Regions from separate parts of the Homo sapiens genome. Here region 2 is linked to region 1. A link is a loop called in an ENCODE intact Hi-C map of the cell type or tissue named here. Cell type or tissue: HepG2. All regions are shown on one strand. Links, peaks and the distances in the headings refer to the core of each region. The heading gives the core; the rest is flanking DNA. Region 1 has its middle 120 kb from the start of MIR6817. Region 2 has its middle 20 kb from the start of CRYBB2.

What was found. Peaks named below come from ENCODE experiments on the same cell type or tissue, not always from the same donor. Only the 100,000 strongest peaks of a DNase experiment are listed, where the experiment ranks them.
Region 2: it touches region 1 in a loop (11-fold over the local background); 18 of 110 quality-filtered maps call a loop at or near these places.

Annotation. Positions count from the first base shown.
Region 1 is chr22:25,330,078-25,345,988 of GRCh38, forward strand. No RefSeq gene overlaps it. Among named protein-coding and RNA genes, the nearest start is that of MIR6817, 120 kb to the right of the region's middle. In HepG2, for the core only: CTCF peaks have their summits at 3,543 and 4,192 (motif pointing left); DNase peaks (open chromatin) are centred at 3,584, 4,184 and 7,074.
Region 2 is chr22:25,232,019-25,247,929 of GRCh38, forward strand. No RefSeq gene overlaps it. Among named protein-coding and RNA genes, the nearest start is that of CRYBB2, 20 kb to the left of the region's middle. In HepG2, for the core only: a CTCF peak has its summit at 3,994 (motif pointing right); a DNase peak (open chromatin) is centred at 4,013; H3K27me3 peaks cover 1,786 bases.

The sequences.
Region 1 (15,911 bases), core at 3,043-11,042:
TTCTCCTAGCTTCTGTTCTGGACCTGGAAGATATTGCGCTTGATATTGCGGAGGAGGTGTTATCTGAAATGGTGAGATGCATTCCTTCATCTGGAAGAGAATTTTTTTTTTTTCTGGGGCTTCTTCCCTTATTAATGAAATGAAGACATAAAAGTCTGACCATATACATAACAGATGACTAAGACAATTTTCTTGGTGGGGGGAATATCAAGTGAATATCATTTTTGATTGCCATTGTCAATCAAGCTTCAGTTGATCAAGCTTCAGTTGGTCATGGACTCTAGTGACCAGCCATGAGTTTATGAACAACTGAGGCCTAATTGATGATGACAGTAAAAAATGACAGCATTACCTACAAACTGTCTGGTAGTGAGCATATTTTTTAGTAGCAACTTTTTCTTCTTGAAAAATAATTTTGTATTTGCCAGCCAACATGGACTTGCAAATATTCCATGAAAACCCATTGCCCAAAATTCCTACCGTATGTATTTATTATTTTTAAAAAAAGCTTTATTGAGAAATAGTTGACATGCAAAACAATTCACCCATTTAAAGTGGGTGATTCAGTGTTTTTACTGTATTTACAGGGTTGTGCAACCATTGTACAATCTCATTTTAGAACGTTTTCATTCCTCCACGAAGAAACCCTGTATCCATTAGTGGTTACTCCTCTCTTTTTCCAACCCCCACACCTCTGGCGATAGGAAGCCACTCATCTACTTTCTATTGCTGTAGATTTGCCTACTCCGGCCGTTTCTTTTTTAACTTGTTTTTTTTTTTTTTTTTTTTAAGTTCTGAGATACATGTGCAGGATGTACAGGTTTGTTACATAGGTAAAAGTGTGCCATGGTGGTTTGCTGCACCTGTCAAACCATCACCTAGGTATTAAGCCCTGCATGCATTTGCTGTTTATCCAGATGCTCTCCCTTCCCCTGCCCCGACAGGCCCGAGTGTGTCTTGTTCTCTTCTCTAACACCGTATATATCCTAAGACCACTCCCTTGCTGATACAAATCTAAGTGATGGGTTGTGGGGGGCTCTATTCCCTGCTTTTGTCTGGAGAGCCTGCCTGGCCTCAGGTTCCTGATAGGAGTGAGGACCTGGAGTGCACTGTGAGAAACAGATGGCTCAGTGAAGAACTGTCATCATCCACTGGAGTCCCTGGAAACAGCCGTATCATTTAGATGGTGTGGGTTTGTGTGCATGAGGGTTGGGAGTTAGCTAGGGATGAATTAATGTGTAGTGATTGTGAATGTGTTTGTAAATGTGTGTTTTTCCCCTAAAATGTGGACCCGCATGCCCAGCACAGTGCAAGTGTCAGTTTTCTTGAATTCCTGGCCTATGGTGGTTCTCTCACCTCAGCCTCCCGAGTCATGTCATTCTTCTAATAAAAAGGAAGAAAAACTTCAACACCACCATACACTTTACATAAATGACCTCTTTACTCCCTCACCACAGCTGTACCTGAAGGTCAGTTTAATATCCCTACTCCTTATATGGAGAGAGTGCAGAAAGGAATGAACCCAGATTTTGACCTCCTGAATGGAAAAGGCAAAAGTGAACCCAGAAATGGGTCCCGATGTTGATGGTCTGTATTACTTAACTGTGTCAGCACTCAGGCTTGGTGATATGACCCTACACCAGGGAGTTCCAGCACCTATGTGTGCCCCTGGTAGTGGTAGTGGATGGCCTATAAGCGTGCCAAACATTGCCCATCATCAAATGGGGCCCCATTGGTCACATAACCCTGGGTAGCAAAAGGTACACGGAACAATAGACGTTGGCATGGACATTACTGTGAAATATACATAGAAAGCCCACAGGCTTCTGGTCAGCTCACAGATTCTGAGAAGTGTAAGGGATCACATGGAATAGTGCAGGTCAACATCTGTCAGTGCTGCGATCATTCCTTAGCACTTGGTCAAAGCAGGGAAGGATCAGGAAGATATTGCATTGTATTTAGTAACATGAGTACCTCAAGCCTTAGAAATGCTCCAATCCATGGCCGGGCACGGTGGGAGGCTGAGACAGCCGATCACCTGAGTCAGGAGTTTGAGACCAGCCTGGCCAACATGGTGAAAGCCTGTATTTTTATACAAAAAGTAGTCAGGCATGGTGGCACACACCTGTAATCCCAGCTACTTGGGAGGCTGAGGCTGGAGAATCACTTGAACCTGGGAGGTGGAGGTTGCAGTGAGCCAAGATCGAACCCCTGCACTGCAGTCTGAGTGGCAGAGTGAAACTCTGTCTCAAAAAAAAAAAAAAAAAAAAAAGCTCCAATCCATAGCAGACGGACAAGGGCCAGTGCCACATCAGAACTCAGAGGACATTGTTGTTAGCCTGGTGCCCATCAATCTCACTGGAGACCTCCTGCATCGCTACGTTAGTGAGGCTTAGCGCTCACCATGTACTGATCCCCATGATGGACTGTCCCACTGTCGGGGGCTGGTGTGAGCATGAGCAGCCACTGACTCAATGGACGCACACAGTGTAAAGAAACGGAAGACATGGGCTGGGCGCGGTGGCTCAAGCCTCTAATCCCAGCACTTTGGGAGGCCGAGGTGGGTGGATTGCCTGAGGTTAGGAGTTCAAGACCAGCCTGGCCGAGCTGGTGAAACCCCGTCTCAACTGCAAATACAAAAATTAGCTGGGTGTGGTGGTGGGCACCTGTAATGCCAGGTACTCAGGAGGCTGAGGCAGGAGAATCACTTGAACCCAGGAGGCAGAGGTAGCAGTGAGCCGAGATTGAGCCATTGCACTCCAGCCTGGGTGACTGGACGAGACTTCGTCTTAAAAAAAAAAAAAGAAAAAAGGAAGGGAAGAGCAGAGGAGAAATATCACAGTTAGTACTCATATCTCTTAGACCCCTTCTGAGTAGGAGTGAACAGGACCTGGCCTTCCTGTCTGCCGAAAGCATGGCATGGACATCATCCTAAATGCCTCAAGAATGGAGTTTCATTGCTTTCTCTTGTCTTCTCCATCTGTATGTGATGATGGCAGTGACACCAGCAGAAATTGGTTGGGGGGCAGAACAGGAATCAGGTCCCCACTTCTCTGACACGGAGCAGACAGGACACAAATCAGCAGGGATGGACTTCAGGGTCAGGACACAGGTCCCAGGCCTGATCTTCCTGGGGCTGGGACAGATGAGTTTTTCTTTTTCACCTCTTCTGGAAGTCACTTGAGGAATGGTCCTTGAGGAGACACTGTTGACCAAGGGTTGTCTGGCCCAGAAATGTGTTTTTGTTGTTTTGTTTGTTTGTTTGTTTTGAGACAGAGTCTCACTCTGTTGCCCAGGCTGGAGTGCAGTGGCAGGATCTGAACTCTCTGCAACCTCCACCTCCCAGGTTCAAGTGATTCTCCTGCCTCAGCCTGCTGAGTAGCTGGAATTACAGACGTGCACCACCATGCCCAGCTAATTTTTGTATTTATAGTAGAGATGGGGTTTCTCCATGTTGGCCAGGCTGGTCTTGAACTCCTTCAGATGATCCACCTGCCTCAGCCTCCCAAAGTGCTGGGATTACAGGCGTGAGCCACTGTGCCTGGCTGACGTGTTTCAACTGGACAGCGCCCCCTAGCACTGGGCCTGTAGCTGCAGCACTCCCGAGTAGCAGGGGAGGTGAGGAGGGACACGAGTGCCAGTGCACCATGAGCTCAGCAGAGGGATGGGGACTGATTCCAGAGTCCAGCTCATCCTTGCAACTCTTCTTAGAATCCAGAGTACATCAGTTTCCACTTATTTTATAGAAGGTTTGGAATCTTCAGTGTCAAAGTCTGTGTTGTGTCTTCCCACAGGGTGGATAGAGGAACCCTGGCTATGGGTGTTTTCTGCCAGGGCAGTGACTGTGTCTTCCTCATTAGTCCTTATCCCAGAGCTCAGTCCTGGGGCGAACATGTTAGGCCCCATGGGCATTGTAATGAACACATCCCTGGGATGAGTTCTAGGTCGCCTCTGGGGTGGGATCTAGCTTAGTTGTGGAAATGTTCCCTTCTCAGCCTGTCCAGCCTGTTGAGCCCTACACCAATCCTGGAGGCTGCCCCAGCTTCTGAGTCAGGGTCCCTGGAGATGAACTTGAGCTCCTGAGGACAGTGAGGTACCCCTGCCCCTCGGTTCCTGCTGCGCTGATCCTGTCTAGACAGGCTGTGCAGGGCCACGCTCTTCCCCTGTGTGCACGTGCGCCCCCTGCTGGAATCCCTCTGGACCTGGATGTTGTCCTCATTGTTGTCATATCCCCAGCCCCACACAGTGACTGGCACTTGTGCAGATGCCCAGGAAGTAACCATAAACGTATGGTAGGAGCAGAGCTGCAAACTATTTCGCAAGAAAACACCAGGGGAGGGGAGTCATGTCTTCCTCATGTCTGGATCTCCTGTGCCGTCTAGTGTGGTTCTCAGTCATATATGTGCCGCCTCGTATTTTTTTTTTGAGGTGGAATCTCGCTCTGTCGCCCAGACTGGAGTGCAGTGGCGTGATCTCGGCTCACTGCAAGCTCCACCTCCCGGGTTCACGCCATTCTCCAGCCTCAGCCTCCCGAGTAGCTGGGACTACAGGCGCCTGCCACCACGCCCGGCTAATTTTTTTTTATTTTTAGTAGAGACGGGGTTTCATGGTGTTAGCCAGGATGGTCTCGATCTCCTGACCTCATGATCCGCCCACCTCGACTTCCCAAAGTGCTGGGATTACAGGCATGAGCCAACGTGCCCGGCCCTCATTTAAATACATTGAAATATTTACAATTAAAAGTTCAGGGCCGGGCATGGTGGCTCACGCCTATAATTTCAGCACTTTGGGAGGCCGGGGCGGGTGGATCATCTGAGGTCAGGAGATCGAGACCAGTCTGGCCAACGTGGTGAAACCCCGTCTCTACAAAAATTAGCTGGGTGTGGTGGTGCACACCTGTAATCCCAGCTACTCGGGAGACTGAGGCAGGAGAATCACCTGAACCCGGGAGGCGGAGGTTGCAGTGAGCTGAGATCATGTCATTGTACTCCAGCCTGGGCAGCAAGAATGAAACTCTGTCTCGAAAAAAAAAAAAAAAATTTCAGAACCTCATCACAATAGCCACCGTGCAGTGGCCCAGCAGCCTTATGTTAATGAAGCGGAGAGATTTCCATCCCCGCAGAATGCTCTTTCACATCTGCTGTGAGCCTGGCTGAGGGACCGATTGTTGAACTCCTCTAACTCAAAGTGTGCACATGAAAGTGGGAATCTCAGGGCTGTGAGATTGGAGGTGAGACCTGTAATGGGCCAGTGGAAGGAAAAAGTTGAAAGGTGGTTCCTTCAGTTTCTCTTTCTCAATCGAAGGCTGGCAAGTGTGAGCAATGCCTTTTTACAGACCTCTGACTCCACAGAGACCACGGAGAGTCTGACAACACCGAGGAAAGGGCAGAGTGATGTGTAACCCAGTGTGGCCTCACCTGCAGTAGGAGGCTGGGCGAGTTGCTCTCTGGAATAACTTCTTGCAGAGTTTTTGTCTCTTAATGATTGGCCAATGGACACCATCCATGAGGGCAGCTGCAATGAGGCAGATCTGCAGGTAGAGAATGATACTCTAGGAGGATCTCTGGGAGCAGTTGGGTGACACCTGTTGGTTTGGAACCTAGGAAAAGGGCAATGAAGTCAGAACCGAAGGAAATATGCGTAGAAGTCTGACTTGTTCCTTTTGTATTTTAGTAAGATAGAGATGAGACAATACATGTCCATGGACTTTATGTGCTGTGTTTGTAACCATTTTTTTTCTTGCTCTGGTGTTTAATGGTTACCTTTCCACAAGACCAGTTTTTCCTATGTCACAGCAAACATCAAAGCCCTGATTTTTGATTGGTTAGTATCTTCTGGGACTTGGGAATGCAAGAGTCTTATTAGGTCTGGGCACTGGCTAAGATGCAAGGTATCTGGTGAGACTCCCTCATGCTCACTACTTGAACACAGTTGTTTCTCTGAGATGTCTCAATATCTTCAGTCCCACGCTCCATGTGCCGCATCCAGCAAGCTCCCTGAGGGACTCCCAGTCTCCAACCACCAGCGCACTGACATTAACTGCGTGTCCTTTTAGGTCCCCCTGAGGACCGCCTGAGTTTAAAACTTCTACCACCAAGTGAGGAAGACAATGATGACACCAAGGTAAGACTCCTTTCTTTGCCTTCTAAGGAAATGTTGCTTTCCTGATGTCAGAAGCAAACTCACCCATCCACACCCAAAGAATGGACTCAGAGGCCTGCAGAACAGAAAAAGTGAGACTTTTAATGATGGTCTTGCAAGGTCGAGTGTCTGATGGGCAGACACACCCAGAACAATTTCAACAAGCAGTTTATCCCCTAGTGTGCAAGTCCCTCCCCTGGTTCCTCAGAGGCTGCGTACTATGGGGTCACAATCTTCCCAGGTTGTCGCATATTGATTGTTGGGTAGGAGCTTTAGGTTTTATTTTTATGGTTGTCTTAACTGCATTTTGTTGCAGCCCACAATGCATTGCAATCCTAGTCAGCTCAGGGGCTGTTCAAGTATTTGACTTATGACCTTAGTAGCTGGGCAGGCTGGTAAGAACAGACAAAGTGAGGTATTTTGCAGGCTAGTAAACTTTCAACTTAGACTAAACTTCTTTGTTCAAGTGATGGGAACTAAGTAGTGTGGAAGGGGGGCCCAACAAGCAGACATTGCCTGTCCAACCAGGAGCCTAGTATTTCTTCTGTACTTTTTTGACCTGAACCAGTTCAAGGCACTTTGTCTTAAAAATGGATCACTGTATACATTATTTCCTTAACCTGATTTCTTTCCTTCTCAATTAATTTTCACTTAATATGATGAGGCATATAAAATACAAATACACAATTCTCTTTGTGAGGATGGAGTTCAGTGGGAATGTCTTCCCATCTAATACGTGACACACTAGGATGTTTTTAAATGACAGCATCCATCATCAACTGTAATGCAGAGGCATTTTCCTCCACACCAATTTTCCTCTTTGAATTAGGCATTGTGCATTTACCAATCTAAATCAACTTCAAAGAAATTCTGTGGGAAAAGCTCTTGTCTTTTCCACAGGTGTCCTCCATGCTAGAATGTTTGCTCTTTGAACCTTGACTCAACCAGTTTCACAACTAGTTTTCTGAAGTCATCAAGAGACTAACTGATCTGTGTAAGGGGTGCAGCAGAATTGATCTGATCCTCATAGAATCTTCTTTTGTCTCATTGCAGATTTTACCATCACCTATCCAGGGTACGTACTTTGAACTAACTTTCTGAGAAACAAACTTGCTGGCTTTAATATATAGAAACCTCAATCTGGGTTCCTATTAAAAATACTGGGGGTGTGGTGAGAGCAAATGATTCTGCAAGTGTATAGCTATGAGAAGAGGGGCTGTAGAAATGTGTGTGAACCAGAGGACCAACCAGGAGATTTTGTGTGAGCCAGTGTGTCTTCACCTGGAGTAGAAGTGAGTGCACCTCTCACTGACTTATCCTCATGTTGTTGGTTCTGAAGAGTGGATTCTGGAGAATCTCAGCAGGGAAGAGGATACCTTTCCAGGTAGGCAAGAAGACTTCAGGTGGGATCTAATAAAACAGCATTTCCAGCAACTTTCAGGTTATACCTGCTGCTTGGGAGGCTGAGGAGGGTGCAGAAAGAGAAAAAGTAAATAAAAGCTGTTTGTTCTTTTCAGAGTTTAATGTCATTGTGGTGAGAAGTACTATGTTTATGGGCTTTTGAGTATCCTGAGTTTTCGATCTCCTCTTCTTCATTATTTAAAGATGTTTCTGAGAACACCTGCTCTTTTCTGCCTCTGCCACTGCAAAATGTCTTTGGTTTGGGATGCAGTTCTGTCACAGGGAGTCACTTAATCCTGGAGACAGAATTCTTCTGCGGTGTGCCCAGATGCACAGGAGAAATGGATCCTCACCTTATGAACTGTTAGGTTTCATGGCAGCACATTCATTTGTCTGTGCTTGCTGTTTACCTCTGGTATCAAGACATCTCTCTGGGCATGGAGGACGGAATGAAAATTCACTCTGGGCTCACTGCAGAAGCTCCAGTGTCTTGGAAATGGAGGGAGAAGCACAACCTTGAGCATATTGTCAGCATTCCATTTCTTCATGTGAATGAGAATATGCAGTTTTAGCATCATTTGTGGAAGAGGCTTTCCTTTCCTCATTGTGTATTCTTGGCACCTTTGTTGAAGATCAGCTGACTCTGTATGTGTGCATTTAATTCTGGGCTCTCAATTCTATACTTATGGGTGCCCCCATGCTAGAAGCATGCTAAATTTTTTTTTTTTTTGTAAGTTTCCATCTCATGAATGTGTGTCCTCCAACAGTATTCTTTTTCAATGTTACCATGGTTATTTGAGCCACATAAAAATTCACTGAAGTCTTAGGATTATCTTTTCCATTTCTGCACAGAGGGCTGTTGCCAGTTTGATAGCAGTTGTTGTGAGTCTATAGATCATTGTGTAGTATTGTGTGTTAGTCATGTTTAGTCTTCCTATCCATGAATACGGTATGCCTTTCAACTTATTTGTACCTTCTTTACTTTCTAGAATCTAGGTTGACAGCTAATAAGTTACATTTATCATGACTGATAAAAATCTGATTTTTTTTTTTTTTTTTTGCAATGGAGTCTTACTCTGTCACCATACTGGGGTGCAGTGATGTGCTCTCCACTCACTGCAACCTCAGCCTCCCGGTTTCAAGTGATTCTCCTGCCTTAGCCTTCTGAATAGCTGAGACTACAGGTGTATATCACCACACCCAGCTAATTTTTTTTATTTTTAGTAGACACGTGGTTTTACCATGTTGGCCAGGATGGTCTCAATGTCTTGAGCTCGTGATCTGCTTGCCTCAGCCTCCCAAGGTGCTGGAATAACAGGCATGAGCCACTGCGCCTGGCCAAATTTGTGATTTCTCATGCCAATATTTTGTATTTCTGAATGAACAGGCATAAAATAAAAAAATTTTTTATGTAAGCTAGTTAACCAAAAAATCACCCCTATACTCATGGATATTTTTTCCTGAATTTGTTCATTTCTTCTGGTATACATTTCCTCATTTCAGTAGATCATGTGTATTTGAACCTGGAAACTTATCCTCCTGGCAGAAAGTGTTCAAAGTCACGTCTCTCAGCTTCACTGGTGTAGGCAGAGAAGGCTCTGTGAACTTGGCCTGTTTGAATGAAGCCTGATATTTAGGGAATCTCCTCAGGGAGAGTGACACAGAGTAGGTTTTGTGCACACACCCTGGTTCCAGAAGAAGACTTACAAAGAGGAACTCATGACTATTTTTAATTGTAGCATTTTAATATTTAATTTTTAAAATGATCTTTACGGAAAAGAATGTGTGATTAATACAATAGAGTAAATTGGGTAAAATTGATCCATTTTACCAATAAAATAGGCTTTTAATTAAGTAATAAATCCTTTAAAAGAGATGGTGCATGTAGTACCAGCATAATTGGATTCTAGTGTACTGACATGATCTTGAATATGTTAAGAAAATGCTGTTGGTTTAGAAGAGTTTCAAAACATTTGAGAGGGAGGAAGGCACTCTTCCATTGACCCTTAGTGTGTGCTTTAGTTCCATTTGGGGTTGACTGTTTTGTGTTTCTGCATGATGCCTCTAGTACAAGGACAAGGCCCCCATGTCTCATGTCTTTCCTGCTCCCCTCCTCTGCCATCCCTCTTCCACCCAGGGGAATAGCCCAGCATCAACTCAGTCCATGCTATTTAATCAACCACCTCCTTACACCACATCCAGGAAAGCTCCCTGAGTGACTCACAGTCACAAACAACCAGGGCACTGATCTTTCCTCTGTGTCCTCCCAGCTTCTCTTGAGGACAACCTGACTTTAGTATGCCTACCACCAAGTGAAGATGATTGTGATGATGACAATGATGATGATGATGCCCAGGTAAGACCACCTTTCTTTGTCTTCTAAGGAAATGTTGGTTTTCTGATGTGAGAAACAAACTCACCAGTCCAAACCTAAAGAATGGACTCAGGGAGCTGAAAAACAGTAACAGTGAGATTTTCTTTCCTTTTCTTTTTAATTATACTTTAAGTTGTAGGGTACATGTGCACAATGTGCAGATTAGTTACATATGTATATATGTGCCATGTTGGTGTGCTGCACCCATTAACTCGTCATTTAACATTAGGTATATCTCCTAATGCTATCCCTCCCCACTCTCCCCACCCCACAACAGGCCCCAGTGTGTGATGTTCCCCTTCCTGTGTCCATGTGTTCTCATTGTTCAATTCCCACCTAATGAGAACATGCAGTGTTTGGTTTTTTGTCCTTGCAATAGTTTGCTTGCTTTCCAGCTTCATCCATGTCCCTACAAAGGACATGAACTCATCATTTTTTATGGCTGCATAGTATTCCATGATGTGTATGTGCCACATTTTCTTAATCCAGTCTGTCGTTGTTGGACATTTGGGTTGGTTCCAAGTCTTTGCTATTGTGAATAGTGCCGCTATAAACATACGTGTGCATGTGTCTTTACAGCAGCATGATTTAGAATCCTTTGGGTATATACCCAGTAATGGGATGGCTGGGTCAAATGGTATTTCTAGTTCTAGATCCCTGAGGAATCGCCACACTGACTTCCACAATGGTTGAACTAGTTTACAGTCCACCAACATTGTAAACGTGTTCCTATTTCTCCACATCCTCTCCAGCACCTGTTGTTGCCTGACTTTTTAATGATTGCCATTCTAACTGGTGTGAGATGGTATCTCATTGTGGTTTTGATTTGCATTTCTCTGATGGCCAGTGATGGTGAGCATTTTTTCATGTCTTTTGGCTGCATAAATGTCTTCTTTGGAGAAGTGTCTGTTCATATCCTTCGCCCACTTCTTGATGGGGTTGTTTGTTTTTTTCTTGTAAATTTGTTTGAGTTCATTGTAGATTCTGGATATTAGCCCCTTGTCAGATGAGTAGATTGCAAAAATTTTCTCCCATTCTGTAGGTTGTCTGTTCACTCTGATGGTAGTTTCTTTTGCTGTGCAGAAGCTCTTTAGTTTAATTAGATCCCATTTGTCTATTTTGGCTTTTGTTGCCATTGCTTTTGGTGTTTTAGACATGAAGTCCTTGCCCATGCCTATGTCCTAAATGGTATTGCCTTGGTTTTCTCCTAGGGTTTTTGTGGTTTCAGGTCTAACATGTAAGTCTTTAATCCATCTTGAATTAATATTTGTATAAGGTATAAGGAAGGGATCCAGTTTCAGCTTTCTACATGTGGCTAGCCAGTTTTCCCAGCCCCACTGGTTAAATAGGGAATCGTTTCCCCATTTCTTGTTTTTGTCAGGTTTGTCAAAGATCAGATGGTTGTAGATATGCGGCATTATTTCTGAGGGCTCTGTTCTGTTCCATTGGTCTATATCTCTGTTTTGGTACCAGTACCATGCTGTTTTGGTTACTGTGGCCTTGTAGTATAGTTTGAAGTCAGGTAGCGTGATGCCTCCAGCTTTGTTCTTTTGGCTTAGGATTCACTTGGCAATGCGGGCTTTTTGGTTCCATATGAACTTTAAAGTAGTTTTTTCCAATTCTGTGAAGAAAGTCATTGGTAGCTTGATGGGGATGGCATTGAATCTATAAATAACCTTGGGCAGTATGGCCATTTTCATGATATTGATTCTTCCTACCCATGAGCATGTAATGTTTTTCCATTTGTTTGTATCCTCTTTTATTTCATTGAGCAGTGGTTTGTAGGTCTATCAATTGTGTTGATCTTTTCAAAAAACCAGCTCCTGGATTCACTGATTTTTTGAAGGGTTTTTTGTGTCTCTATTTCCTTCAGTTCTGCTCTTAGTTATTTCTTGCCTTCTGCTAGCTTTTGAATGTGTTTGCTCTTGCTTCTCTAGTTCTTTTAATTGTGATGTTAGGGTGTCAATTTTAGATCTTTCCTGCTTTCTCTTGTGGACATTTAGTGCTATAAATTTCCCTCTACACACTGCTTTGAATGTGTCCCAGAGATTCTGGTATGTTGTGTCTTTGTTCTCATTGGTTTCAAAGAACATCTTTATTTCTGCCTTCATTTCGTTATGTACCCAGTAGTCATTCAGGAGCAGGTTGTTCAGTTTCCACGTAGTTGAGTGGTTTTGAGTGAGTTTCTTAATCCTGAGTTCCAGTTTGATTGCACTGTGGTGTGAGAGACAGTTTGTTATAACTTCTGTTCTTTTACATTTGCTGAGGAGTGCTTTACTTCCAACTATGTGGTCAATTTTGGAATAGGTGTGGTGTGGTCCTGCAAAGAATGTATATTCTGTTGATTTGGGGTGGAGAGTTCTGTAGATGTCTATTAGGTCCGCTTGGTGCAGAGCTGAGTTCAATTCCTGCATATCCTTGTTAACTTTCTATCTCGTTGATCTGTCTAATGTTGACAGTGGGGTGTTAAAGTCTCCCATTATTATCGTGTGGGAGTCTAAGTCTCTTTGTAGGTCTCTAAGGACTTGCTTTATGAATCTGGGTGCTCCTGTATTGGGTGCATATATATTTAGGATAGTTAGCTCTTCTTGTTGAATTGATCCCTTTACCATTATGTAATGGCCTTCTTTGTCTCTTCTGATCTTTGTTGGTTTAAAGTCTGTTTTATCAGAGACTAGGATTTTGCAACCCCTGCCTTTTTTTGTTTTCCATTTGCTTGGTAGATCTTCCTCCATCCCTTTATTTTAAGCCTATGTGTGTCTCTGCACGTGAGATGGGTTTCCTGAATACAGCACACTGATGGGTCTTGACTCTTTATCCAATTTGCCAGTCTGTGTCTTTTAATTGGAGCATTTAGCCCATTTACATTTAAGGTTAATATTGTTATGTGTGAATTTGATCCTGTCATTATGATGTTAGCTGGTTATTTTGCTCGTTAGTTGATGCAGTTTCTTCCTAGCCTCGATAGTCTTTACAATTTGACATGTTTTTGCAGTAGCTGGTACCAGTTGTTCCTTTCCATGTTTAGTGCTTCCTTCAGGAGCTCTTTTAGGGCAGGCCTGGTGGTGACAAAATCTCTCAGCACTTGCTTGTCAGTGAAGGATTTTATTTCTCCTTCACTTATGAAGCTTAATTTGGCTGGATATGAAATTCTGGATTGAAAATTCTTTTCTTTAAGAATGTTGAATATTGGCCCCCACTCTCTTCTGGCTTGTAGAATTTCTGCTGAGAGATCAGCTGTTAGTCTGATGGGCTTCCCTTTGCGGGTAACCCGACCTTTCTCTCTGGCTGCCCTTAACATTTTTTCCTTCATTTCAACTTTGGTGAATCTGACAATTATGTGTCTTGGAGTTGCTCTTCTCGAGGAGTATCTTTGTGGCGTTCTCTGTATTTCCTGAATCTGAATGTTGGCTTGCCTTGCTAGATTGGGGAAGTTCTCCTGGATAATATCCTACAGAGTGTTTTCCAACTTGGTTCCATTCTCCCCATCACTTTCAGGTACACCAATCAGACGTAGATTTGGTCTTTTCACATAGTCCCAAATTTCTTGGAGGCTTTGTTCATTTCTTTTTATTCTTTTTTCTCTAAACTTCTCTTCTCGCTTCATTTCATTCATTTGATCTTCCATCACTGATACCCTTTGTTCCAGTTGATCGAATTGGCTACTGAGGCTTGTGCATTCGTCACGTAGTTCTCGTGCTGTGGTTTTCAGCTCCATCAGGTCCTTTAAGGACTTCTCTGCATTGGTTATTCTAGTTAGCCATTCATCTAATCTTTTTTCAAGGTTTTTAACTTCTTTGCCATGGGTTCGAACTTCCTCCTTTAGCTCCGAGTAGTTTGATCATCTGAAGCCTTCTTCTCTCAACTCGTCATTCTCCATCCAGCTTTGTTCCATTGCTGGTGAGGAGCTGCATTCCTTTGGAGCAGGAGAGGCACTCTGATTTTTAGACTTTTCAGTTTTTCTGCTCCGTTTTTTCCCCATCTTTGTGGTTTTATCTATCTTTGGTCTTTGATGATGGTGACGTACAGATGGGGTTTTGCTGTGGATGTCCTTTCTGTTTTGTTAGTTTTCCTTCTAACAGTCAGGACCCTCAGCTGCAGGTCTGTTGGAGTTTGCTGGAGGTCCACTCCAGAACCTGTTTGCCTGGGTATCAGCAGTGGGGGCTGCAGAAAGCGGATATTGGTGAACAGCAAATGTTGCTGCCTGATCGTTCCTCTGGAAGTTTTGTCTCAGAGGAGTACCCAGCCGTTTGAGGTGTCAGTCTGCCCCTACTGGGGGGTGCCTCCCAGTTGGGCTACTCGGGGGTCAGGGACCCACTTGAGGAGGCAGTCTGTCCATTCTCAGATCTCCAGCTGCATGCTGGGAGAACCACTACTCTCTTCAAAGCTGTCAGACAGGGACAATTAAGTCTGCAGAGGTTTCTGCTGCCTTTTGTTTGGCTATACCTTGCCCCCAGAGGTGGAGTCCACAGAGGCAGGTGGGCCTCCTTGAGCTGCGGTGGACTCCACCCAGTTCGAGCTTCCTGGCTGCTTTGTTTACCTACTGAAGACTCGGCAATGGCGGGCGCCCCTCCCCTAGCCTCACTGCCACCTTGCAGTTTGATCTCAGACTGCTGTGCTAGCAATGAGCGAGGCTTCGTGGGCGTAGGACCCTCCAAGCAAGGTGCGGGATACAGTCTCCTGGTGTGCCATTTGCTAAGACCTTTGGAAAAGTGCAGTATTAGGGTGAGAGTCACCCGATTTTCCAGGTGCCATCTGTCATCCCTTTCCTTGGCTAGGAAAGGGAATTCCCTGACCCCATGCACTTCCTGGGTGAGGCGATGCCTCGCCCTGCTTCGGCTCACGCTCGGTGCGCTGCACCTGCTGTCCGACAATCCCCAGTGAGATGAACCCGGTACCTCAGTTGGAAATGCAGAAATCATTTGTCTTCTGCGCCACTCACGCTGGGAGCTGTAGACTGGAGCTGTTCCTATTCAGCCATCTTGGCTCCACCTCCCATAATAAACATTTTAAAACATTTAAACATTTCAAACATTTCTATTTTTATTTACAGTAAAGTTTACTCTTTTTGGTGAAGCTAATAAAACCTAGTATAATTTTCTAAAAATTATTGACTCATGTAACTATCACAATTGAAATACAGAATATTTCCACCACCACCCCCAAATTTCTCTAAGCACCCCTTTTTTAGAAACACAGTCTCACTCTGTCACCCAGGCTGGTGTGCAGAGGTGCAATCTCGGCTCACTGCAAACTCCACCTCCTGGATTCAAGTGATTCTCTTGCCTCAGCCTCTCAAGTAGCTGGAATTACAAGTGTGGTCACCACACCCGGGTAATTTTTGTATTTTTAGTAGAGACAGGGTTTCGCCATGTTGGCCAGGCTGGTCTCAAATTCCTGGCCCCAAGTGACCCATCTGCCTCAGCCTCCCACAGTGCTGGGATTACAGGGGTGAGCCCCTGCTCTCAGCCTCCCACAGTGCTGGGATTACTGGGGTGAGCCCCTGCTCTCAGCCTCCCACAGTGCTGGGATTACAGGGGTGAGCCGCTGCTCTCAGCCTCCCACAGTGCTGGGATTACAGGGGTGACCCACCTGCCTCAGCCTCCCACAGTGCTGGGATTACAGGGGTGAGCCGCTGCTCTCAGCCTCCCACAGTGCTGGGATTACAGGGGTGACCCACCTGCCTCAGCCTCCCACAGTGCTGGGATTACAGGGGTGAGCCCCTGCTCTCAGCCTCCCACAGTGCTGGGATTACAGGGGTGAGCTGCTGCCTCAGCCTCCCACAGTGCTGGGATTACAGGGGTGAGCCCCTGCTCTCAGCCTCCCACAGTGCTGGGATTACAGGGGTGAGCCCCTGCTCTCAGCCTCCCACAGTGCTGGGATTACAGGGGTGAGCCGCTGCTCTCAGCCTCCCACAGTGCTGGGATTACAGGGGTGAGCCGCTGCTCTCAGCCTCCCACAGTGCTGGGATTACAGGGGTGACCCACCTGCCTCA
Region 2 (15,911 bases), core at 104-8,103, 100 kb before region 1:
TTACTGAGTCTTACGGTTCTGCAGCTGCTTAGCTGTGTGACCTTGGACACAGTGCCCAACCTCTCTGAGCCTTTGTTTCTTCACCTGACTTGCAATTCCCTTGCCTCTGAGTGGCTGGCTTGGTTGAGCTCCTGAGCTCCCTGTTACATGCTGGTTGCTGAGCACAGTCACTCTCAGGGGCATGTGATGGGTGCCCCAGCCCTTAAAAACATATCCACTGCCCGTCAATCTCACATTATCACATTGTCCCCTTGAGTCTGGGGGTCTTTTTGGATCTGCAAGAGAAGCCAAGAACCCTGAAACCCCCACTCCAGCCCGGAGAGGTCAGAATGCCATGTTTGTGAGTGTGATCATTCATTCATCATATGGCTGAGGGCAACTGTTAGTAATTGAAGAATCTACGCAACCTCTAAGCTACTTCAATGAGGAAGAGACTATTGAGCTGTGAGGATCTTGGCTGTAGCCAGGCTCAAGGTGATGCAATGATCTGGGAATGAAGGCTGGGTTTACACTGCTGTTCTGGGGCACTGGCCAGGGATAGAGGCTCAGGCAAGTCCTTTTGCCTTCAGAGCTTTGATGTTTCTACTCAGGAAGATGGGAGAGAAATAGTACCTTCCTAACGCGGTTGCGATGGGGCTGAAACAAGATGCTGCAGGCCTTCTGTCTTTAGACTCAGCTTTTGTTGGTTAATTTGTAGTGCAAATATCCGCTTCCTGGGTACAGCCTCTTGTCACTTTGTTTTTGGTATCTCTTGATGACATTTTAAATTTTAATGTGGTCAAACAGCAATATTTTCCTTTAGGGTTTATGCCTTTCAAATCTCCTTGAAGAAATTCTTTCTTTCTTTTTTTTTTTTCCCCCCAAGACAGAGTCTTGCTCTGTTGCCCAGGCTGGAGTGCAGTGGTATAATCTTGGCTCACTGCAACCTCTGCCTCCTGGGTTGAAGCAGTTTTCCTGCCTCAGCCTCCTTAGTAGCTGGGATTACAGGCATGCACCACCATGCCTGGCTAATTTTTGTATTTTTAGTAGAGACGCAGTTTCACCACGTTGGCCAGGCTGGTCTTGAACCCCTGAAATTGTGATCCGCCTGCTTCAGCCTCCCAAAGTGCTGGGATTACAGGCATGAGCCACTGCCCCTGGCCAACCTTGAAGAAATTCTTTCTAATCCCTGGTTACAAAGAAATTCTCCAATATATTTTCTTCCCCTAAACTTTTAAAACTTTTGCTCTTCACATTTGCGTTCTTAATCCCTCTGGAGCTGATTCTTGTATGTAGTGTATGGTAGAGATTCAGTTTCTTTTTCTTTTTTTTCCACTTTGGACGTCCAGTGTCCTAAAATCATTCATGAAGGGGTCCATTTCCTGCACTGTGGTGCAGTGTCACCTTGCTGATCTATCCCCTTCCCCACAGGTGGGGTGATTTTATAGGCCCTCCACCCCCGGGCCTCCGGTGGCCTGGAATGGGGGCTGCACAGCAGGAGGTGGGGATTACAGCCTGAGCTCCGCCTCCCGTCAGACCAGCGGCAGCATTAGATTCTCATAGGGGTGCAAACCCTATTGTGAACTGCACATGGAAAGGATCTAGGTTGCATGCTCCAATGAGAATCTAATGTGTCCCCTGCCCACAGCCCATGAAAAACTGTCTTCCACAAAATCGATCCCTGGTGCCAAAACATTTGGGGACCACTGCCCTATAATATGATTCTTCAGGAATGTTTTAGGTATTCTTGACCTTTCAGGACTCCACTTAGAAGCATCCCCTCACATTTGGAAAAGTGGAAAACCTTGTTGAATGAGCTAAAGTGATTAAAATGATTATCATAAAGGTAGAAACCAATAAGTGCTCCATATACACCATGGAATACTATGCAGCCATAAAAAAGAATGAGTACATGTCCTTTGCAGGGACATGGATGCAGCTGGAAACCATCATTCTCAGCAAACTAACACAGAAGCAGAAAACCAAACACCACATGTTCTCACTCATAAGTAGGAGTTGAACAATGAGAACACATGGACATAGGGAGGGGAACATCACACACAGAGGCCTGTCATGGGGTGGGGGACAAGGGGAGAGAGAGCATTAGGACAAATACCAAATGCATGCAGGGCTTAAAACCTAGATGACGAGTTGATGAGTGCAGCAAACCACCATGGCACATGTATACCTGTGTAACAAACCTGCACGCTCTGCACATGTATCCCAGAACTTAAAATATTAAAAAAAAAAAAAGGCAGGGCAAGGTGGCTCATGCCTGTAACCCCAGCACTTTGAGAGGCGGAGGTGGGCAGATCATGAGGTCAGGAGATCGAGGCCATCCTGGCTAACACGGTGAAACCTCATCTCTACTAAAAATACAAAAAATTAGCCGGGTGTGGTGGCGGGCACCTGTAATCCCAGCTACTCGGGCGGCCGAGGCAGAAGAATTGCTTGAACCCAGGAGGCAGAGGTTGCAGTGAGTCGAGATCGAGCCGCTGCACTCCAGCCTGGGCGACAGAGTGAGACTCCATCTCAAAAATAAATGAATAAATACATAAATAAATAATGTTAAAAAAAACCAGTAAGTGCTCAATAAATGTTACTATCATCTATTTCTTCATTCATTCTTCAATCAATACCCATTGAGTGCCTATTTGGATACTTGGCTTAGTACCTGAGTGATGAAATAATCTACAGCAAACCCCCATGGCACTAGTTTATAACAAACCTGCACATGTATCCCCGAACCTAAAATAAAAGTTAAAAAACAGAATCTGCACAAGTCTAAGCTACTTCCTTGAGGAAAAGACTCGAGCTGAGATCTCAAGGAGGAGTAGAAGTTGCAAGGGTAAAGAGGCCAAAGAAGAGTGTCCTGATGACAGTGGCACGTGCAAAGGCCCTGTGGTGGGAGGAGCCTGGTAGCTCTGAGAAACTCCACAAAGGCACGGTGGTGGCTGGAATGCAGAGATGGGGGGGGGGGTGGCACATGGAAAACCCTGTTAAAGTGGTTAAAATGATTATCATAAAGGTGGAAATTAGTAAGTGCTAAATAAATGTTACTCTCATCCATTTCTTCATTGATTCTTCAATCAATATCTATTGAGTGCCTATTTCACTCCTGGAACTGGGCAGAGTAGGGATACAAAGTAAAACAGATTCCCTGCCCCTAGAAGCTCTCACTCTGGGGGGATTGTAATAGTTGGAGAGTAGAGCAATGGTGATTATTATGGGTTGAATGAGAACCCCCCAAATTCATATGCTGAAATCCTAATCCTCAATACCTTAGAGAATGTGACCTTATTTGGAAACTGGGTCATTGCAAGTGCAGTTTTTTTTATGCGATAGGGTCTCACTCCGTTGTCCAGGCTGGAGTGTGGTGGCACAATCATATCTCACTGCAGCCTCCAACTCCTGGGCTTTCAAGTGATCCTGTTGCCTCAACCTCTGGAGAAGCTGAGACCGCAGGCGTGTGTGACCACACCTGCTAACTTTTTTATTTTTTATTTTATGTAGAGATTTGGGGGGTGGGGGGGTGTCTTACTGTGTTGCCCAGGCTGGTCTCGAACTCTTGGCCTCAAGCAATCCTCCCGTCTCCACCTCCCAAAGTGCTGTGACTGCAGGTGTGAGCTACCATGCCCGGCCAAATGTAATTAGTTATTTTAAGAGTAGATCACACTGGAGTAGTGTGGGCCCCTAATGGAATGTGACTGGTGTCTATGAAAATGGGAAACTTGGAGACAGCCACGCACACAGGGAGAATGTCATGTGAAGATGATGGGGTGATGTTTCTGCAAGGCAAAGAGTGCCGCAGATTGCCGGCCACCCACCAGAGGCTAGGAGAGAAACACGGAGAAGATTATCACTCGCAGCCCCCAGAGGGACCCGACCCTGCCAAAGCCTTGACCTCGGATTTCCAGCCTTCCTGGTGACTTTCCTAGAGAGTGCCCTGTCCGTCCTCGCTGGCCCTTTCTTCCCGTCCTCAAGGCGACACTTCCCCTGCAGCCACCAGGTGTCAGCAAAACGTCATCCTCGGGGCTCCTGGCCGGGCGGCCCGAGCTGCGCAGGCCCTGATTGGAGGCAAGCGCCGTCAGTCACAGGCGGGCAGCCCACGCTGGGCGGGGCCTCCGCGCCTCGCCTCCCTCAGTAGGGAAACTGAGGCTCAGAGGGCCTGGAGCTCAGACAGTCTTGCCCCTGGGCCGCTGACAGTGCCTGGGCAGGCCTCTAGAATCCCGTGTCTTTCTGCAGCCTTGCTTTCCAAAACTTGTTGGGAGGGGGAGAAAAAAAAATCAAATCCACCAACCATTCTTTGCCTTAGGAAGGTTATTCCAAGATTCCGAAGCGCTTTCTCACTCACGATGTCACTGGAAGCCGCGGAGCAAAGCCCGCCACTCAGGTAGGTGACAGAGCAACCGCTCCGTGCTTCAGTTTCCTCTAAAATGGGAGCAATAATAGTGCCGCTCAGAGGATTGCAGTGAAGAGTCCAGGACATGACGCTTGTGAAGTTTAGGGCAGAGCCAGGCACACAGCAAGGCCCTGGGTAAAGGAGCGCAGTGTGAGAAGTGCTCAGAGGTGGCTGTGGGGGTCGGGGTGGGAGCAGGGAAGGCTCCCGGGAGGAGGAGGCTTGGGTTTTGTAAGAGGAGTAGGAGTTTGCCAGATGGCCTGGATGGAAACCCCTTCCACATGTTCATTCACCAACTCATTCATTCCTGTCACAAAATTACAACAAATTTAGTTTAAAGGCCTTAATTGACTTTTGTTTGTTTGTTTCTTTTTGTTTTTGTTTTTGAGATGGAATCTCGCTCAGTCACCCAGGCTGGAGTGCGGTGGCACGATCTCAGCTCACTGCAACCTCCACCTCCCGGGTTTAAGCAATTCTCCTGTCTCAGCCTTCGGAGTAGCTGGGACTACAGGTACATGCCACCACCCCCGGCTATTTTTATTTTTGTATTTTTAGTAGAAAGGGGGTTTCACCATATTGGTCAGGCTGGTTTTGAACTCCTGACCTCAGATGATCCACCCGACTCGGCCTCCCAAAGTGCTGGGATTACAGGCGTGAGCCACCGCGCCCAGCCCTTAAATGACTTCTATTTGCCATTCTAGAATTGGGCAACACCTCATTCTGTAAAGTAGAATGTGTGTCCAGATGAGTTGAACAGAAGAGATTTCTTTACAGATGGCAATGGGCAGAAGGAAGAAGACACAGAGAACAATAAAGCAGAATGGTCCTTTCAAAGTTACTTTCGTTGTAAAGGTTAAATCCTAGGGAACTTCGTTCTCCTATCGGCTGAAACTGGAAGGCAGGGCAAACACCTTGGTTTGGGCTTGCTGGTGTGGCACGTAAGCACGAGCAACTCCATTTTGGTTTGGTCTGTGGGGCCTAGGGCAGGAGCTCAGTCCAAACCAATGGCTCCTATAAACTTCTTGAGCACTCCCATCTTCCTCCTGCCGCCCTTCCTCTGCTTCCCTCTTCTTCTTTGCCCTTTCCCTGCTCTTCCTCCTGGTCCTATGGTTTCTCCTGCTCTGCAGCCCCACTTTTCTCCAACCTCCACCTTCTCTCCTTCCTCTCCTCCTCACTGTCATGTCCCCAGGGTCAGCTCAATCCCAGATGCAGCCACTCAGCCAGGCCCCAACCTCATCCCCTAGCCTGATGTGGTGGAGGGACGGGCAGCTGGAGCAGGTGGGCTTATGAAGGTGGACAGACGCTGTCTCTAAGCAGCCTGCGGAGGGCCCTCCTGACCATCTGTATGAGCCTTGGGTTTCAGGGCAACTAGTTCTTGGTGTTGGAGAGCCGGACTCAGCAGCCAGACTAGTCCCTGGGAAGTGGGCTGGAGTCTGGCAGAAACAGGTAGGAAGCCACAGGGCAGCCCTAAGAGAGGCAGTGAAAACAGCCCCAAGTCAGGCAGTGGAGCCAGAGGCCCCTGGAGTCAGGCAGGACTGGAGTCAAGTCCCAGATCTCCTACTCATTGACCCTGTGACGGCAGGCAAATGACCTTACCTCTCTGAGACTCTCTTTCCTCATCTGACCAAGGGCCATACGGGGGTTTTTATTCCATTGGTAATTCTCAGACACCTGGTCACCGAGCTGACACGAAGTAGTTGCTCAATAAATGACAGCCTAGTTGCCTTTTCGCTCTTCATTCATTCATTGAATAGTGATTGGGGAATCTCTTCCACGCTGCCACTGCTCCATGTACCAGAGACACAAAGCAAAGGAGCCTGCCTGTCAAGCCTACCTTGTCACCTGTTGCCAGGGAGTCCTGCTCCCTCCTAGGGCAGCCCCTGGTTAGTGGAGCTGAGAGAACCCAAGATGCTGAGCCGTGGGGTGTGCATGAGAACTGGGAGGGAGGTTTTATGAAAATCAGGTCCAGGCGCAGCCCCAGGCCAGGTCAGCTCAGAGGGGGTGGCGGGGGCGGGGCGGGGGGTGGGCAGGCAGGTGAAACTGGAGGAAATTGGAGATACAGCGGGAGGGAGGGGGAAAAGGTAAAACCTCTCGCCTCCCCCTCAATGCTTACAAAGGTCTGAAGCTTGCTCAAAGCTAATAATTTTAAACCCAAACTCAGACATCAGCCAATACTAAATGTTTGCAAGGATTGGGGAACAAAAACTCTGAAGCGCTTCTGCAGTGATGTAAATTGGTGCCATCACTTTGCAAAAATTAGAATTTGACAGATTCTAGTAATATTGAAGATGCAGAAATCTGGAGACCCAGCTATTTCTTCACTGGGTGTTTACCCTGGAAAATCTCTCCCACATCTGTACCAGGAGATAGGTTCAGGATGCTCAGAACAGCATTGTCTGCGCTAGCAAAAAACTAGAAATAACCTACATGTCCATGAGAAGGGGAATGAGTAAATAATCAGCATGCAATAATATCATCATGCAACAGAGAAAACGGATACACAAGACCTTACATATTCAACACGGGCATAACTCAGAAACATTCCCGGAGGTAAAAAAAGAAAAAAAAAAAAGGCCAGGCGCGGTGGCTCATGCCTGTAATCCCAGCATTTTGGGAGGCTGAGGCGGGCGGATCACGAGGTCAGGAGATCGATACCTTCCTGCCTAACACGGTGAAACCCCGTCTCTACTAAAAATACAAAAAATTAGCCGTGCGTGGTGGTGGGCACCTGTAGTCCCAGCTACTCGGGAGGCTGAGGCAGGAGAATGGTGTGAACCCAGAAGGTGGAGCTTGCAGCCAGCTGAGATTGTGCCACTGCACTCCAGTCTGGGTGACAGAGTGAGACTCCATCTCAAAAGAAAACCAGGCAAGTTACAGAACAATATTTGGTTTTTAGAAGAATGTTTTTAAAATGCACATTATCTGTAGTGAGGGATCAGTTTTTGTGTTTCACCTTTTTTGATACCTTATGGACTGAAAAGTTAGTAGAATACAACAAAAATCAATTATCAGAAATGCAAAATGAAAATACAGCAATCATCCCCAATTTTAAATTTTTTAATTAACAAAACAGACTGTCAAATTATTCAAAGTCTTATTTTTTTTAAGAGATGGGGGTGTCTCACTATGTTGCCCAGGCTGGGCTTGAACCCCTGGCCTCAAGAGATCTTCCTGCCTCAGCCTCCCAAAATGCTGGGATTACAGGGGTGAGTCCACCATGCCCAGCCAAAAGTTTCTAAAGTCTTACTCTCAATTTCTGTGTTTATCTCATCGCAGATTGGTAACAAACAATTACCACCGACCAGACTTTGAGTAGGTGTTGGCAAACTTTTTCTGTAAAGAACTGGGTAGTAAATATTTCACATTTTGGGGGGCAATATGGTCTCTGGCAACTACTCAACCCTGCTGGCATCACGTAGAAGCAGCAGTAGGTAAATGAATGGGTGTGGCTGTACCTCTGTAAAACTTCATGAACGCTGAAATTTGAATTTCATTGTCATGTATTACACAGATTTTTTATTACTTTTTACATTTTAAAATATATTGATATTTTGGGGTAGATGTGATATTTTGATACACGTATACAATATATAATGATCAAGTCAGGGTAATCAGGATACCCATCCCCTCAAACATTTATCTTTTATCTTTTCTTTGTGTTGGGGACATTACCCAACACAATTTTCCTCTTCTGGGTATTTTGAAATCTATAAGATGTTATTGTTAACTATAATTTCCCTGCTGTACTATTGAATACAAGAACTTTTTTTTTTTTTTTTTTTTTTTGAGGCAGGGTCTCGCTGCGTCGTCCAGGCTGGAGTGCAGTAGCGTAATCTTGGCTCACTGCAACCTCCACCTCCTGGGCCCAAGCAAGCCTCCCACCTCAGCCTCCTGAGTAGCTGGGATTACAGGCACGTGCCACCACGCCTGGCTAATTTTTGTATTTTTTGTAGAGACAGGGTTTCACCATGTTGCCCAGGCTGGTCTCAAACTCCTGAGCTCAAGCGATCCACCTGCCCCTGCCTCCCAAAGTGCTGAGATTACAGGCATGAGCCACAGTGCCCGGCCTGAATACAAGAACTTATTTCTTCTACCTAACTGTATTTCTGTACCATTATCCAACTTCTCTTTCATCCTTCCCTCCCCACCTTCCCTTCCCAGCCTCTTGTAATCACCAGTCTACTCTCTATCTCCGTGAGATCCACTTTTTAAACTCCCACATATGAGTGAGAACACGCGAGTTTCTTCCTGTGATTTTTTCCCCAACCGTTGAAAAACGTAAAAACTATTTTTAGCTTGTGGGTTGTATAAAATGAAGTATTCGGCCAGATTTGTCCTGCAAGCCATGGTTTGCTGACATTTCCTTTAGCTTATCTGGCAATAGACACAAATAAACATAATGTTTGTTTGTTTTTTCAGAAAGATTTAACATAGCTGCTATCCAATTTTCTAAACAAAACGCTAATGATTTTGATATATGAGTTACATAATTTTTTCAAAGTATGCACATAGAAAAAAGACTGGAAAACATGCCAGATTATTAAAAATGGTGAGTTTGTGGTCTGGGCCATTTAGGCAATTGTTACTGTTTGCTTTGTGCTTTTCTGTTTGTTTGTTTGTTTGTTTTTTTAATTTCCAGGAAGTTTCTCTTTTCATCATCATGAGTCCTCGAAGGGTGCTGTGTTCGGTCCCTCTCACTCCTGACTGGCACTGACTCTAAAAAATGCCCCATCTGTGAGGAGGCCTTGGAAAGTAGAAGTGGAGATGCAGTCACTGCTCTCGGGAGAAGCTGAAAACACAGTCACCTGCCCTAGGAGAGGGATTTTCTGCACTTCCTTGGCCATCGCTGGCCTCTGGGGTGTTTCAAGTTTTTCTGGAAAACAGGATCATTCTGTGTGTGGAGTGAGTCTCAGGACCTTGACATGGGAGGAACAAAACTTTTCTTGCTTTTTTGGTGCACCCTGGGCTGAAATAAGAAAACCACCAGGAGTGAGTCTTCAAAGCAGAGTCAACCCAGGTGAGCGGAGTGGTGGGGAGGGTTTAAAAAAAACACAGATGGAGAGGAGCACGTTCTCTCTCTCAGATAAGATCTCATCCAGTGGGGAGAACCATGCGTGCTCAGGATGGGATGCCTGCCTCAGAATCCCCTGGAATATGGATTTCCACTCCACCCATCTTCTGCTACAGCAATGGAATTGGTTTCTATCAAGGTGAGACTGAGGTGCTGGGCAGGTTGACCATCACCTCCCAAGTGATGAAGCAGCTGGCTGGGGATGTGGATGGGAAGGAGCTCAGAGGCTGCCCCAAGTTCCTCCCAGCACGAAGCTGAAAAACAGACCCTTCTGCCCCTAAGAGGCTGTCGAGGGCTTCCTGGCTCCCCTTGTGAGGAAAGAGACTCAGTGAAGCAGGGCTCATATTAGTGAATCCCCAAAGGCATTCCCAGCTGCCCTGAAGCCGCGGTTCTCAGTGTGTGAGCCACAAACCAGCATCACTGGCATCACCTGGGGTCTTGTTAGAAATGCAAGTTCTGATCAGGAGCCGTGGCTGAGGCCTATAATCCCAACACTTTGGGAAACTGAGGTGGGAGGATCGCTTGAGGCCGGGAATTCGAGACCAGCCTGGACAACATGGTAAGACCCCATCTCTATAAAAAATAAAAAAAAATTAGCTGGGCGTGGTGGTGCACAACTGTAGTCCTAGCTACTCAGGAGGCTGAGGTGGGAGGATCACTTGAGCCTAGGAGTTCAAGGCTGCAGTGAGCTATGATTACACCATGGTACTCCAGCCTGGGCAAAAGAGTGAGAACGGGTCTCAATAAATAAAAAGAAATGCAAGTTCTCAGTCCTACCCTAGATCTACTGAATCACAATTTGGGAGGGAGGGGTGTCCCAACTGTAAACCCAAGTTTGAGAACCATTGCTTTGCCGAGATAGGGTCTTGCTATGTTGTCCAGGCTGATCTTGAACTCCTGGCCTCAAGTGATCCTCCTGCCTCAGCCTCCCAAAGTGCTGGGATTATAGGTGTGAGCCATTGCATCTGGCTACCATTGCCTTTGGGTTTTGTATTTCTTTAAATTGTTCGCCTTTCTGCATCTTTCTTTCATGAAAATAGGTGGGTGATATGTTCATTTTCCAAGACCAGTTTATAGTTAATGCTGTTTCTTCATAAAGTTATTATTATTTTTTCACTAAAGAAGGCAACATTGAGTGGATTGGGCATAAATTTTCTTTCTCTCCATTAATCCAGGAATTAGGAAACATCAACCAGGTGGCTCACGCTGCCATTTCCCGAGATAGCAGTTTCTGTCCAAAAGATTGGTCCACATATTGGCCAAATCCTCCTTTTCTTCCAGGCATACTTTATATTCATCATTATTATATATTCAGGAGGCAAACTATATTCTTCTTTTTAGAGATAGGGTCTCACTCTTGCCCAGGTTGGAGAGCAGTGGTGCCATCACAGCTCACTGAGCCCTGATCTCCTGAGCTCAGGTGATCCTCCTGGCTCAGCCTCCCATGTAGCTGGGACTACAGGTGTGCACCATCATGCCCGGATAATTTTTTATTTTTATTTTTTATAGAGGTGGGGTCTTGCTATGTTGCCCAGGCTGGTCTCAAACTCCTGGGCTCAGCTCAAGCAATCTTCCCGTCTTGGTCTCCCAAAGCACTGGGATTATGGGTATGAGCCACGGCCCCCAGCCTTCAATTTTTCTTTAATGTTGGTTTCCCTGTTAGAATGAAAGCTCAGTGAAGCACATCTTGTTCACAATTGCATTACCACCACCGCGTACCATGACAGGCTCACAGGAGGCATTTATTAAGTGATTGCTGGCTGATGTCCTCACGCTTCCACCTATGACCACCTGTGGCTTATTCCCATTTTCTAGGGGAGCCCCTGAGGCTCAGAAGGGGGAGATGATTTGCTCAAGGCCATGCTGGTGGAAAATGAAAAAGCTGGGTTTGAACCCAGGGCTCTATCCCACACAGGGTGGTCAGTCTCTCTGGCTTTCCTTGCACCACAGCATTCCAAAACCTCCTCCAACCATGCTGGAGGCCTCTCTCCTGGCTGCCCATGGTCACTGCACAGCCCTGTGCACAGAGCCTGTCTCTGGTGCTGGGCTGGCGGGAGGTGAAGTTTTTGAAGCTTCCAGTACTGGAAATGTTGGTGGTGGGCAGGGCACCCTGACCCCGGCTTTAAAAATAGGAAGCCTGGCCTGGCGCGGTGGCTCATGCCTGTAATCCCAGCACTTTGGGAGGCCAAGGCGGGTGGATCACCGGGTCAGGAGATCGAGACCATCCTGGCTAACACCGTGAAACCCCGTCTCTACTAAAAACACAAAAAATTAGCCAGGTGTGGTGGCGGGCACCTGTAGTCCCAGCTACTCAGGAGGCTGAGGCTGGAGAATGGTGTGAACCCGGGAGGCGGAGCTTGCAATGAGCGGAGATTGCGCCACTGCACTCCAGCCTGGGCAACAGAGTGAGACTCCGTTTCAAACAAAAAAAAGAAAAAGAAAAAACTAAGCCTGAAATAGTTCTTTCTGGGCCTCCCCTTTGCTGTGGCCTTTGAAGCCCCCTGAGTGTGCAGGGCTGAGAGTCCAGGCGTCCTGTGGCTGCCCTGGACAGGCTCTGCAGGGAATCCGGGCTGGAAGCCAGGCCCAGGTGGGAGCCACAGTCCACCACAATAGTGGCTTCCTAAAACCAAATCTTTGCTCCCCGTCTCGAGCAGGGGAGTTGATTGGTGATAGTCACAGGCATCTGGGAGCCTTGGCAGGGCAGCCCTGAAGGAGATCCCAAAAGAAGGGTGTATGAGTTCTTCATGCAGCTCTCCTGAACTTCCATCACCCATCTAAGCTAATGAATTTCTGTTAAATTCACACACTTCTCACCAATCCCCTGATCCAGGCCCGCATCCTCTCTTGTTCACACAACCCCAGCAGCACTTCTCACAGGTCTGTCTGCACCCCCTCTGTCCCCCTAAAAATCCCACGCAGAAGTCAGAGGGATCACAAAATGCAAATCTGATCATGAGACCCTCCTGCTTAAACCTGCCATGGCTCCCCTTCACCCTCTGGATACAAATCCTAATTACTAACTCACAAGACCTGTGTGGACCAGCCCTTGCTTTGTCTCTTTAGCTTCCTACCATGTATATAAACTTTTTTTTCTGTCCTGTGTACCCTTGATGAGTCCTCCAGCCACAGGACTCTGGCACATGCTGTTTTCTCTTCCTGAAACATATTTTCCCCCAGTTTGCCTAATTATCCCTATTATTATTATTATTATTATTATTATTATTATTATTAGAGACAGAATCTCGCTCTGTCATCCAGGCTGGAGTGCAGTGGCATGATCTTGGCTCACTGCAACCTCCGCCTCCTGGGCTCAATCAGTTATCCTGCCTCAGCCTCCTGAGTAGCTGGGATTATAGGTGCACACCACCATGCCCAGCTAATTTTTGTATTTTTTAGTAGAGGCAGGGTTTCACAATGTTGGCTAGGCTGGTCTCAAACTCCTGACAGATCAAGCAATCTGCCTGCCTCAGCCTCCTAAAGTGCTAGGATTACAGGTGTGAGCCTACTACACCTGACGTAAGTATCCCTCTTATGCAGTCTTCAGATCTCAGCCCAGCATCCTCCGTGGCTTCCATGGCCAGGCCAGTCCTCTGATGTGCAATTTTCTGCTTTGCTCACCTCTCTTTGGAAGCCCTAATCACACATGTTGCTCTATATGTATTTGTTTAGTTCTTTGATTTCATTTCCATCTCTTTTCCTAGGCTCTATGAGGGCAAGGGCCAGGCCTGATTTTGCATTCAATATATCCACAGAGCACAGTATATAGTTGAGGCTTGATAGGTATTTATTGAATGAATGAAAGATCAAACGAATGAATGAGTAGTCAAACCCAGAGACTAGGACTTGACCAACAGGAAAGACTCCTTAGAATTAGTCACTTCCAAGCACGAAGCCATGGAGACACCTGTCATTGTAATGAAAATCAAGCACTCGGATAAAAAGCTTGTCTTGTTCTCTCAACATGTGCCGATTTCTTCATCTGAAAACAACTCTCATTGTTCAGGCACAAATGCTTCCCTCTCCTCGAGTTAGTGACCACCCCCATTCCTCCCTTCCAGAGCACAGACTCCAGAATCTGTTACAATAACTCTTCAGAACTGCGTGTTTTAACCAACCTTGTCTCAACATTCTCATCTGGAAACAGGGTGCATGTGGCTTGCTTGGCAGGAGATGTGGCCTACAAAGTGATGAATCCATAGCCTGGTGCCCAGCTGCTGCATAAAAACATAATTTCTCCATTTTTAAACTTGTAATGCTTCCTCCTACTTTGGGTACCACCAGAACGCTCCAAGCATCTCAGTCTAGAGAGTGTAAAGAAAAGTATCCAATAAATGCTTTCATTCTAGGCAGGGCTACTCATTCTCAACTTCACCATTTTTTTTTTTGAGACAGGGTCTCACATCACCTAGGCTGGGGTACAGTGGCACCATCAGGGTTCACTGCAGCCTCAACCTCCCTGGGCTCAGGTGATCCTCCTGCCTCAACCTCCTGAGTCTCTGAGACCACAGATGGACCACCACGCCTTGCTAACTTTTTTATTTTTTGTAGAGATGGTGTTTCTCCATGTTGGCCAGGCTCATCTTGAATTCCTGAGCTCAAGCGATCTGCCCTCCTCGGCCTCGCAATCAACTTCACTCCTCTTGATGTGTGGTGGGGGCTGCCCTGTGCACTGCAGGATATTAAATGCACCCCTGGCCTCTACCAGCCAGTTGGCCAGTAGCAACCCCCAACACGTGATGACCAAAAATGTGCCCAAACATTGGCAAGTATCGCCTGGGAGCAAAATCACCCCAGGTTGAAAACTGTAGGGAATTAGGGATATTCATACTAGGGATAAGGACATTTCCAAAGAGGATAGTGGATGGGGTCACTAATGGGATTTCCAGCAGGATTGCAGACAGGGAGGTGAAAATTTAGGACAAATCATGCAAAGTAGGTGTTTGCCTCCACCTTCTACATGAGACAGACTCAGATAAACGGTTAGGGATGAAGGGGATGAAGTCTCCCATTTTATAGATGGGGAAGTAGAGGTCCACAGGGAAGGGCTTTGTTATCTGGCAAGCAGTGAGACCTGGGTGCCTAAAACACACCCGTACAAATGCATATGCATGTAGTATGTGCATATGTATTAGATAAATATTTGACATGTATTATATGTAGCAACTCTATTAGAAATGGAACTCTGTTAGAAACGTAGAACTCTTGAGGCCAAGACTTCGAGACCAGCCAGGCCAATGTGGTAAAACCCTGGCTCTACAAAAAATACAAAAATTAGCTGGGCATGGTGGTGTGCACCTGTAGTCCCAGCTACACGGGAGGCTGAGGCACAAGAACCTCTTGAACCTGGGAGGTGGAGGTTGCAGTGAGCCGAGATTGCACCTCTGCACTCCAGCCTGGGTGACACAGCAAGATCCTGTCTCAAAAAAAAAAAAAAAAAAAAGATATGGGGTCACAAATAGGAGAGAAATTTTTTTAGATTTCTTTTTTCTGTGTACCCATGTGTGAGCACCCATACACTCGCATACACGCATGCACACACAGATACAGGTGAATCCTAACCTCCTTGCTTCCTTTTGTTAGTTCAGGGAGGAGAAAGTGGGGGGAATTTGGGGTGTATTTACTACCCGCAGTATTCCTATTTTGTGTGTTACAATCCATTACTACTATCAGGGCTAGCTGCATAATTTGTGGGGCCCAGCACAAATGAAAATGCAGGGCCCGGGGTGGGGACAAGGAAGCTAATTTCCTCTTCTCATAAACTGGATTTTCCATTTGATGCAAAGGGACAATGCCCAGGGAACTGTACCCTCCATGCTGGTTTGTTCTGGATTGTTGGATGGCACTGGTAAGAGGCCCTAGCTGAATGGCCTGCAGAATGTGCTGTGCTACTGTCAGATTAGTGGAGGGAAACTGCCTTCTTGATCACCCCATGGTGCTATGAAAGTTGCAGATACAGGATAAAGTCCACTCTACTCAGACCCAGACAAATTGGAGCCAGGAGAGCACAAAGGAGAGGAGCTCATCCTTGCATGTCTAAAGCTAAAAGCTGTTTCCAGGCAATAACCCACAAGAAATTCTCTCATCTCCTTCATGCATCTTATGCTTTGCACGGCTTGCATGTTTCACACACATGCACATATTTCTGTGAAACGATTTCTTTTTTTTGTTTTTTTGAGACGGAGTCTTGCTTGGTCGCCCAGGCTGGAGTGCGGTGGCACGATCTTGGCTCACTTCAAGCTCTGCCTTCTGGGTTCACGCCATTCTCCTGCCTCAGCCTCCTGAGTAGCCACACCAGCACGCCTGGCTGATTTTTTGTATTTTTAGTAGAGACGGGGTTTCACGGTGTTAGCCAGGATGGTCTCGATCTCCTGACCTCGTGTCCGCCCGCCTTGGCCTCCCAAAGTGCTGGGATTACAGGCGTGAGCCACTGCGCGGAGCCACGATTTCATACTAGACATTTTT